2 separate regions of the Mus musculus genome follow, and region 2 is linked to region 1. Evidence: chromatin contacts called from ENCODE Hi-C or POLR2A ChIA-PET data. All regions are on one chromosome and are shown on one strand. Each heading gives the region's core, a stretch centred on a gene start or an enhancer-like site at or near the end of the contact. The rest is flanking DNA. Distances are from core to core; before and after follow the strand shown.

Region 1 (4,933 bases), core at 1,654-4,153:
TAGACCCACCACTTCTGGCGAGATTTAACGTATTTAAAGTGCTTCTTGGGGTAAAGAAATTGTTCAGTGGTTAAGAGTACTGGCTGCTCTTACAGAGAACCTGGATTGGGTTCCCAGTATCCACAGAGTGGTTCACAACCAACTCTAACTTCAGTTACAGGGAATCCAATGGCTTTTTTTTTTAACCTCTGTGGGCATCAGGCACACACAGGGTGCACACACACACTCATACAAAGACCTAACAAAACAAAACCCCTCATACAGATAATATAAAATAAGTAATACTAAAAACAAAGCAAAACAAAATAAAAATAAACAATTAAAGTGCCTCTTTGCTTTCTTCTTTAGATTTTGGGCTGGACCAGGAGTTATGGAACAGTTTCCTCCAAGACTGAAACATTCCATCTGGCAGAGAAGTGCTTTAAACAGGAAGGCAAAAGACTCACAATAGGAAGTCCCTGAAACTGACCACATTTACTAAGCCCCTCCCTGCCAAAGTAAGCAATAAATTATGGCTAAGAGTCTCCCCACTCCTAAGATGGAAAGATGCCAAGCTGCAAAGGAGATCCTGACAACAGACCAGCTATTTGGAAGACTCAGAACCTAGCCAAGCTGCCTGCAAGAGGTTTAGACCAACTAAGACATCTGGAGAGAGCACCCTCCAATCTGTGGAGCAGTCTTCAGGCTCTGCAGGGTGCTCCAGGCTCCCAGCTTTGTAAGCTGTCACTCATGCTGGGGCGGGCTTGGGTGACGCAGCTGTCTTTGAGTGACTTCTCCCGTAAGTCACCCCTCACCCATGCACACTCCTGTAAGTAACTCTAATAGAAAATTCATCGGTTCAGCAAATTGGACTTTGGTCTCTTCTGAGCTGGCTCCCTGTCTAGGGTGAATGGACATGTGTGTGTGGCATCTCCCCTGGAAAAGTTTTCTTTCCCTAGGCTTGGCCTGGGGTCTCCCAGGCTTTTTGCAGTTGCTGGTGGCATCCTTCTTAGTGGGTACTTAAGAATCAGGACCCTGGCCAGCGATGCAGCAGCCGTTGGCAGAGGGCTCCCCTAGCATGCAGGAGGCCCCTGGATTACATCCCCAGTAATAAACCAGGCCTGGCGACAATATAGAGGTGAGAGCAAGATGTTCATTGTCATCCTTGGGTACATAGTAAATTCTAGTCTTTGTTTTAAAAACAAACAAACAAACAAACAAGCAGGACATAAGATCAGATATGCCTGGCATGGTGGAAGGTGCCTTTAACTCCAACACTCAAGAGGTAGAGGTCATCCTGGCCTACAGAATGAATTCCAGGCCAAAGGTGGTACATAATGAGACCCCATCTCAAAAACAGACAGAGAAAGGAGGAGGGCAAAGGGTAGAAAGAGGAGGGGATGTTCACAATAGGGGGAGGGGATGTTCACAATACGTGTATATATATTCTTTCCTTCTGGATGTGGATAGAACCCAGGACTTCACACATGCTAGACATTCATTCCACTTTAAGCTACATTCCCGCCCTCACATCCCCTTTTGTTTAAATCATTAATATTGATATTATTATTATTATTATTATTATTACTACATATGAGTACTGGTTGTTTTCTGTCTTTGCATGCATGTGGAGATCAGAGAACAATTTTTAGGAGTCATTTTTCTTCTTCCACCGTGAGTCCCAGGGATGGGACTCAGGTTGTCAGGTATGTGTAGCAAGCTCCTTTACCTGTGAACCATCTTGCTGGGGCTGATACCTGCTGATTGCTAAACACATGCCACCGATTATATTAATGCACTAGTATTTTATTTATTTATTTTTCGAGACAGGGTTTCTCTGTGTAGCCCTGGCTGTCCTGGAACTCACTCTGTAGAACAAGCTGGTTTCGAACTCACAGAGATCTCCCTGCTTCTGCTGGGATTAAAGATGTGTGCTGCTGCCGCAGCTGCCACCACCACCAGACACCACCAATTATTATTGTTCAATTATTATTGTATACACACTTTCTTTTCTGTCTCCTGAGCTAAGTGGGAAGGAGAGGCTTCCAACACCATCAAGCCTGAAGAACTCACCGGGTGTGGGTTCCTACCTGCTCCAATTCTGCAGGTCCCCCAGATTCAGGGACCCGGAAAAGCCACCTATCCTTTGCTTAGCTATGAGTACTGAAGTTTTAGATCAGGGAGGGAGCACATTTTCCAAGCTCACCGAGTCACACAGAATCCGTGACAAAGCTAGTGGGGAGGGGACTGCATCCTTACCCATCCCTACACCTGGAGATATCACAGACTCTCCAATTCCTCCTGAGCCTCAGTTTCCCCACCTAGACTGATTATACCCCTCTCGCCAGAATCTGCACTGGGGACCTTGCTCTTTTTCACCAGCAGGGGCGCTGCACCGGTTTGGGGAGGGTGGGGTCCCAGGGGTATAAGCAGACCTGGGATCTGGAGTTGCACCTTCTCCAACCCGGGTCAGCAGGGGCCTTCTGAGGGAGTTTAGGCGCCTGTCAATCTCAGCCTCCGGGACAGCGTGGAACTGCGCAGGCGCGGGCGGGTTCCGCACAGCGCAACAGCGGGCGCGCGCAGGAGCGAGGGATTCCCTCTGACGTAATTGCTAGGATACCAAACAAACACTGGGCCGCGCTGGCCGAGCTCCTTATATGGCTAATTGCGTCACAGGAACTCCGGGGAGGGCGGGGCGGGATCCCCTCCCGCGAAGCCCCTCAGAACGCAGCCTTGGGGACCCCCGAGACCCCCAGGGTCACACTATGGGCAGGTGGCAGGTGCACGAGGCCCTGGAGGGCGCCACAAGGAGCTCAGTCGGCGGGAAGGGAGAGTTTGGGAGGTTTGTGCATGGAGTTGCGGGTGACGCAAGCGCGGGGGCGGGTCCCGGAGGCATAAATTCAGCCCGGCAGCTCCCGGTTTCATTCATAAGACTGGAGCGGCTACGCCGGGGACACGCGGAGCCGGGGCTTGCTGGACTTGACTACTGGTGACTCTTTCTTTTTCTTCTTCTTGGAGGCCGTGAAAAATTTATATATATATATTTATATATATTTTTAAACTGGAGAGAAAGTTTTGTGGGTTTCCTTTTTGCAAGACTCTTTCTAGATCGTTCTTCCGATTCGTCCGGAGGATAGACTTTCTTTCTGTGGGCTTCTGGATCGCGCCCCTCTGCTCTCCCTCATTTCTTGGGACGCTTCGACAGGATTGGAACTGCATCTGAAGCGCACGCTGCACCGCGGCACTGCCCGGCGGGTTTCTGGGCGGGGAGCGATCCCCGCGTCGCCCCCCGTGAAACCGACAGAGCCTGGACTTTCAGGAGGTACAGCGGCGGTCTGAAGGGGATCTGGGATCTTGCAGAGGGAACTTGCATCGAAACTTGGGCAGTTCTCCGAACCGGAGACTAAGCTTCCCCGAGCAGCGCACTTTGGAGACGTGTCCGGTCTACTCCGGACTCGCATCTCATTCCACTCGGCCATAGCCTTGGCTTCCCGGCGACCTCAGCGTGGTCACAGGGGCCCCCCTGTGCCCAGGGAAATGTTTCAAGCTTTTCCCGGAGACTACGACTCCGGCTCCCGGTGTAGCTCATCACCCTCCGCCGAGTCTCAGTACCTGTCTTCGGTGGACTCCTTCGGCAGTCCACCCACCGCCGCCGCCTCCCAGGTAAGTTTTAGATCGTAAAGATTCTACTTTAGTGGTTGGGGGGGGGGGTGTTTCTTTCAGGCTAAAGTGTAGATTGAGCATCCTCTCAAATAGAGACGCGCCAAAACCCAGGATCTGGGATTGCAATAGTTCGGTTTGCACTTTGGTTTTTTGTTGTTTGCAAACTGCAAAGAATGGAGTGATGTTTGCAAAAGGTTATTTGCGCGGAGCGCGGGAAAGGAATGCAGCTGGGCAAACGTTGGCGATGCCCGGTGCAAAGTATATACCCGGTGGTTAGCAGAAGCTGAGAACTTTTAGCCGAAAGCCGGCTCCCTAAGCCGAAGCTAGGCAAGTAGGGGAAGAAAAAGAAACAAAAAATTCCAGAGAAGCTTCCAGGAGCCTCCTCCTCTTCCCTCTTCCTTCAAAACGCGGACTGCAAGTCCGCAGTCACCCTCCACCCAGCAAGAGTTAGGGCCTCGAACCCCGGTCACGCTGCCTCCGCCTCCTGCGCGGAGACGTAACGGGGGACCCGTGCGTAAAGGCTGACGCGCTGGAATCCTCCGTCTGACGCGGGGCACGCACAGCGCGCAGCGCCCCCTCCGCCCGCCCCGCCCCTGACGTCCCGGGCACGTTCTATTTTGGAACGCCGAGGCCACGTTGCTAAGGGAGGGGGCAGCGTGGCTTTGTGATTGGCTGTCGCGGCGCGAGCTTTAGCCAATCAGCGTTCCCTTCCTATTTGTAGAGCGTAGCTCCCTTCCTTGCTTTTTGTGGTTCTTCCCGTGCTGGGGGTCTCCAAGAGGGAGAGCTAGGGGATTCTTGTCGCGATCGGGGGACTCGTTGTCACCCCATGGGTCTGCGAGGACCTTGTGTGGACCTGGTCCTGTTGTCATAAGCTAGAGGCTTTTGGCTGAGTGTTAGCGCCTCTAAGGGGGAACTGAAGGCCTCATCCCTTCTCCAGGCACACATATACGTGCTCCCTGAGCTCTAGACACTCAGTCCTTCCGAGGTGTTCAAACACTAGATGAGCTAGCCTACGGAGAGGCAGCCAGGTGGTCTCTAAAAGGTCTGCCTTCCCTTAGTTCCCAGGGCTCTGATTGGCCAGGGATTCAGCCCTTCCCTCGCCACGCCCCCTAGAGTAGTTAAGCCTCTAGGATTCCACTTGCGGGAAGGGGGGGGGGGGGCGTGATGGACGCTTCTTGGGTTCGGGGACGCAGATCCTATGTCACCCCATCCCCTGCAAGACAGTCTGAGAGATTCTCGCTGTCACTTTTCTCTGCCTATCAGTTCACTGAAACCTGTCAGTCTCACTGGG
Region 2 (4,933 bases), core at 748-3,247, 35 kb before region 1:
GTTGTAAGCCACCATATGGATGTTAGGGAACTGAACCTGGGTCCTCTGCAAGAGCAACTAATGCATTTAAGTGCTGAGCCATCTCTTTAGATCACCAATTTCTTTTTCTTAGAGGACAAAAACTTCCATTTCTAGCCTTTGGTGGTGGCCGCACACCTTTGATCCTAGCACTTGGGAAGCAGAGAGAGGCAGAGCTCTGTGAGATCCAGAACAGCCAGGGCTACACAGAGAAATCAAAAAAACTTAGATAGATGGATAGATAGACAGACAAACAGCCAGTTTCCAACTCTTAAATGTCAAATCCAGAGCCAAGGAGACGGCTCAGGGGACAGTGGTGCCTGACACCTAAGCTTGAAGCCTGAAAGTTACCAGATGGAGGCAGAGAATTGACCTCCACACAAATGCCCTGGCAAGTACACCCCCAACCCACACTACATAAAGAAATGTAAAAACAAAGCAAAATAATAACAGAAAAAGGTCAGATCCAAATCCATAACTTGAAAACCCAGAATACTGCTTATACAAAACCCATAGCTGAGTTTAGTGTTGTGAAATGCACCTGGAAGTTCCTATCACTTGAGAGATGGAGACAGGAGGATTGCTGCAAGTTTTAGGTCATAGCAAGGCTCAAGAAAGAAAAAAAGAAAGAAAAGAAAAGAAAGAAGGAAGGGGGGGCAGGCAAGATGGCTCAGTGGGTAAAGGTACTTGCCAGCTTCGTGACCTCACTCAGTTCAGTCCTGAGGATCTACACAGTACAAGGATAAAATCAAGTCCCACGGGTTATCTTTTGCCCTTCACAGGAGCTTCACAGCACTCATCCATGTGTGTACAGACAGCACAAAGACATGTTTTAGAGGCCAGAGAGATGCCTTCTCAGTTAAGAGCACTGGCTGCTCTTCAAGAGGATCTGGATTCAATTCCAGGTCTAGGGGAGCCAATGACTTCTGGCCTCTGCAGGTCTACATGCATGTAGTGCACAGACATACAGGCATGCAAAACATCCACACAAAAAACAAAAGGATGTTCCATTGCTATAACCTCAGCACTTGGGAAGTGGAGATGGGAGGAACTGGATTTAAGGCCAACCCTAGCTACACATCAATTTCAAGGCTAGCCCAGGAAACATGTGACCCAATCGAAGACCCAAACTAAACAAACAAAAGCTATCACTGGCCATTGCCCAGCTGCCAGCCTCTCCCTTAACCACCCTGTCATGCCATTTTACCAACGGGCAAACCGAGGATTGCAGAGCATGGCAGGTTATTTTTCCAAAGCAACCCAAGCCTAAACTCACACCGTAGTCCCAGGGATCCTTTTAACTCCCAAGAGCCCCCAAGTCTTCGCTCTTACCCCTGCACAGGGCACCTCTTCTTCCTCCAGTGGGATAACAAACTTCCTCCTGGTGGGTGGTCCTGAGGGCTGTGGCCGACTTTCCTCGTCCTTCCCAGGGTCCATCTGGGGCCTGAAAGGCGTGGCGACATCGTCGTAGGCATTTCCATATTCCAGAGGGAAACTCTGGCTCACAGTGGTATCCCCACCCCATCCCACAAAAGGTTGCCCGGTTCGCTAGCGTTAGGTTCCAGAGGACCAACCAGTGGGCCCGCCCCTTTCCTCCTTCTCACTCCGGATTGGTCTACGGGTCTTATAGCCCCGCCTACCTGCTATTACTCCCGCACGACACTCGCTCAGAGGCAATTGGCCCCGCCCCCAGGGGCACACCTGGATGCTTTCGCCTCGCCCAGTCCCGGCCTAGTCTCAGCCTCCGCAATGATTGGCTTCTTCCGCTGCCAATCATCAATCCCCGGCCTCCATCCACCTCCACCCTGTCCCTCTCGGTCCTAGCTCTGCGTCTAAGCACTGCCAAAACTCACCTGGTCTTTCCCGATGCCTAGAAGGAAATACCACGGGGGGAAACAGAGGCGACACAACGCCAGCACAGCCAGCACAACTCCTGCTAGACTCACTTCCGGCCGCTCTGGCCCTTCGCTCGTCTCGCTGCTCCCCGGAGGAGTTAGAGCGGGGAACTCTATTCGCGCTGCTCTCTATGGTCCTGGAGGACCGCTGTGGTTTGGGGCGGATGGAAGCTTGTGCATCTTGGTACCTGGGAGACTTTGACTTCAAGTAGTTGTGTTCCAAGGCCCTCTTGAGCGCTTCCCAGACTCCAGATCCGGCTCAGTGATGATCAAAGGAGGTGGGGGAGGGAAAGGAGGAAAGGAGAGAGAGACAGAGACAAAGAGAGAGAGAGACAGAGAGAGAGAGAGAGAGAGAGAGAGGAGGGAGGTGAGATTTCAGAGGACGCCCTCCCTGTAAGCGTGGGTGGACTCAGCCCACAGACATTGACTCACTCATTCTAAGCCATTCCCCACTTGCATCCCAAGCAGGGACTGATACCGACAGCTGTGGCTTAAAGTCCAGTGGGACAGTCAGACAGGGACAACCCAGAGCGGGCAGGGTCGGGAAGGGAGAGCCCAGAGGACATTGAGCCCGTGTTAGGGGGCACCTGACCCAGCTGGGGTGTGAGGACGGGCTTCCTGAAGGAAGGGACACCTGTGTTCCGAGACCTGGGCCCCATGAATGACTTAGTATGACTCATTTCCTGGAAGGACAGTTTCACCCCGTTCCAACTTGTAGTTCTGTGATTGCTAAGGAAATAGTTTAATGGTCTTATATATTTTTTGTTCTTGCTCATTTCCTTTGCCTATTCCTTTTAACAAAGATTGGCTCATATCCTTTGCCCATTTTTTCGAAATGAGCAATTCAACGGTTTTTTAAATTAAAAAGGGGGAGGAAAAGGAGATGAGCATCTTTTGATTACCGCCCATTTGTTGGAGTGATGCTTAAGGGCTGATGCTGTTAGTCACTTCATTAGGCTGCAAATCTTTCCTTCGAGTTCATACTTTTAAAAATTCTCCATTTAAAATTTTGCATGCATTTACCAACGTATTCTCCATTTTCTTTTGGTCTTCGTGTATTGAGAGAGGGCACGCCCAAAGGTCATCATATGTAATCCCTCTATATCTTTTTTAATGTTTTCCTAGTTGTGAGGTGTGTGTGTGTGTGTGTGTGTGTGTGTGTGTGTACAAGCACATGCCTACGCTGTGAATTCTAGGCAGAGACACTACTATTGAGCCATGGCCCCAGGCCTTTGGAAGTGTGATACAAAACAGAACTATTAATAGTAGCCAGGCGAAATGGCTCACACATTTAATCCCAACACACGAGGCAGAGACAGGCGGATCTCGGTGAGTTCGAGGACAGCATGACCTACAGAGTGATTTCCAGGTCAGCCAGAGCTACAAAATAAGATCCTGACTCAAAACTAGTTAATTTATCAAATTTAATAGTAAGTAACCGTTGATCCTAGGAAGGAAAGGGGTTGAGCTGCCAAGGAATCAGAGTGCCGTGCATAAGCCTTGCCATTAGAGGGCGCGCCTGAACCGTGTGTTCTGTGAAGGAAGCGCTGACAGAGGCAAGTTCCCACTGAATGCCTTAGTTTCTCTACCTGGAATCATTTGCTGAGGTTAAAAGGGTGCAGTAAGACCGCAGTGAGTGGTGGCAACCACCAGCACGCATGTAAACCCAGCACCGAGAACGCTGAGGCAGGAGGACTGGAGCAAGTTCCAAACTAGCTTATGTCCTACTTAGTGACTTCCAGCCCAGCCTGTGCCACAAAGCAAGACCCTGAACAAAACAAACAAAAAAACCAAAACCTCTGGATGTATTGGTGTCAACCCTAACACTGGAGAAGCAGAAGCAGGCGATCTATGTGAGTTCAAGGGCAGCCTGATCTATACAGTGACTTCCATATCAGCCAGGGATACATAGGAAGACTCTCCCACTACCCCCTCCCCCATGAAAAAAGAACCAGGGACTGGAGAAATGGCTCAGAAGTTAAGAACACTGACTACTCTTGCTGAGGACTAGATTCACAGCATTCACAACCATCTGTGACTCCAGTTGCAGGGGATCTGACGCCCTTTTCAGACCTCCTAAGGTACCAAGTACACAGAACACTCATACACATAAAACAAAACAGAATTACATGCCATTTAAAAAATAAAATACAAGGACGCGTGTCTCTGAATCTCTGAAATGTCAGAGAGCGAGCGTGTGTGAGATACCAAGCTAAGTAGAATCCTAACTCCGTGTGTGAGATGTGTTTCTCCCACAGGGCAAAGGTATCCCAAGTCTTGAACCTGCAACTCTCGTCTCTACCGCCAGGGGTCGCCTGCGCCCCGCTATTATAGGATTCTCGGGTGGGTTGGGAAGGACCACGCGGGATGCTCAGGACCCAGCGGGAAGGCGGCGAGCATCCCTACCGCAGCCAACCTGCGTCCCGACCGCCCACGGCTGTGACTTTGAGTCGTTTGCATTAGTCAAGGGCGGGAAAAGTTCCTCCTAGTTCTTCAGCATCCCCAAGTTTGCTTTCTGTGTTCAATTTCTGCACTGAGCCTTGCATATCCAGATCGAGGTCCTCCCACTCGGGGGCTTTGAGTTCAAATGATCCCACTTTGAGTTCAAATGATCTCTCTTAGCATCCCGGTCAAGCTTTCCTCCTGGGTTTCTTCCTCCTGTATCAAGTACGGTTCTGTTCCCCTCTGCACTCCAGAAGGGATGGAGAACTGGGGGCTTGGACTAAAAAGGAGCTGGACAGCTGGAGACCCTCAAAGGTTCCGCCTGCGGCGGCGAGGGTGGGGGACCACAGTGACCAGGCCGGCGTCCCCACCCGCCTCTAAACTTAGCCGCGGTGACGGCGATCGCGGCGGGCCGGGGACACAGGGGGCCCGAGCAGAGAGGGGGGCTGGCTCGCCTCGGCTGTGAGAGCTTCTATTTATAGTGCCCGGAGCCCGAAATAGCGTGGAGCAGAGCGGCCTGGATGACGCGGGAGCCGCCCGGGGCTGACTCACCCGGCCCGGAGTGGAGGCCCCCGGAT

Evidence for each region. Hi-C counts contacts between places; a loop is a spot of excess contacts on that map. ChIA-PET counts read pairs that join two places held with the same protein, here RNA polymerase II (POLR2A).
Region 2: a loop to region 1 is called in a map of CH12.LX, with 3 times the contacts of the local background. The contact joins the promoter of Ercc1 here to the promoter of Fosb in region 1. A Hi-C loop is called at or near these places in 32 of 37 maps with a recorded cell type or tissue (CH12.LX, CH12F3, Patski and 11 more). POLR2A ChIA-PET finds 5 or more read pairs at or near these places in 4 of 5 experiments (Patski and embryonic stem cell).

Annotation. Positions count from the first base shown.
Region 1 is chr7:19,308,015-19,312,947 of GRCm38, reverse strand. It overlaps Fosb (FBJ osteosarcoma oncogene B), which reads left to right and starts at 2,903. Exons shown (of 4, transcript NM_008036.2): 1 at 2,903-3,642. The coding sequence starts at 3,517.
Region 2 is chr7:19,342,135-19,347,067 of GRCm38, reverse strand. Ercc1 (excision repair cross-complementing rodent repair deficiency, complementation group 1) reads right to left here and starts at 1,997. Exons shown (of 10, transcript NM_007948.2): 1 at 1,872-1,997; 2 at 1,351-1,462. The coding sequence starts at 1,455.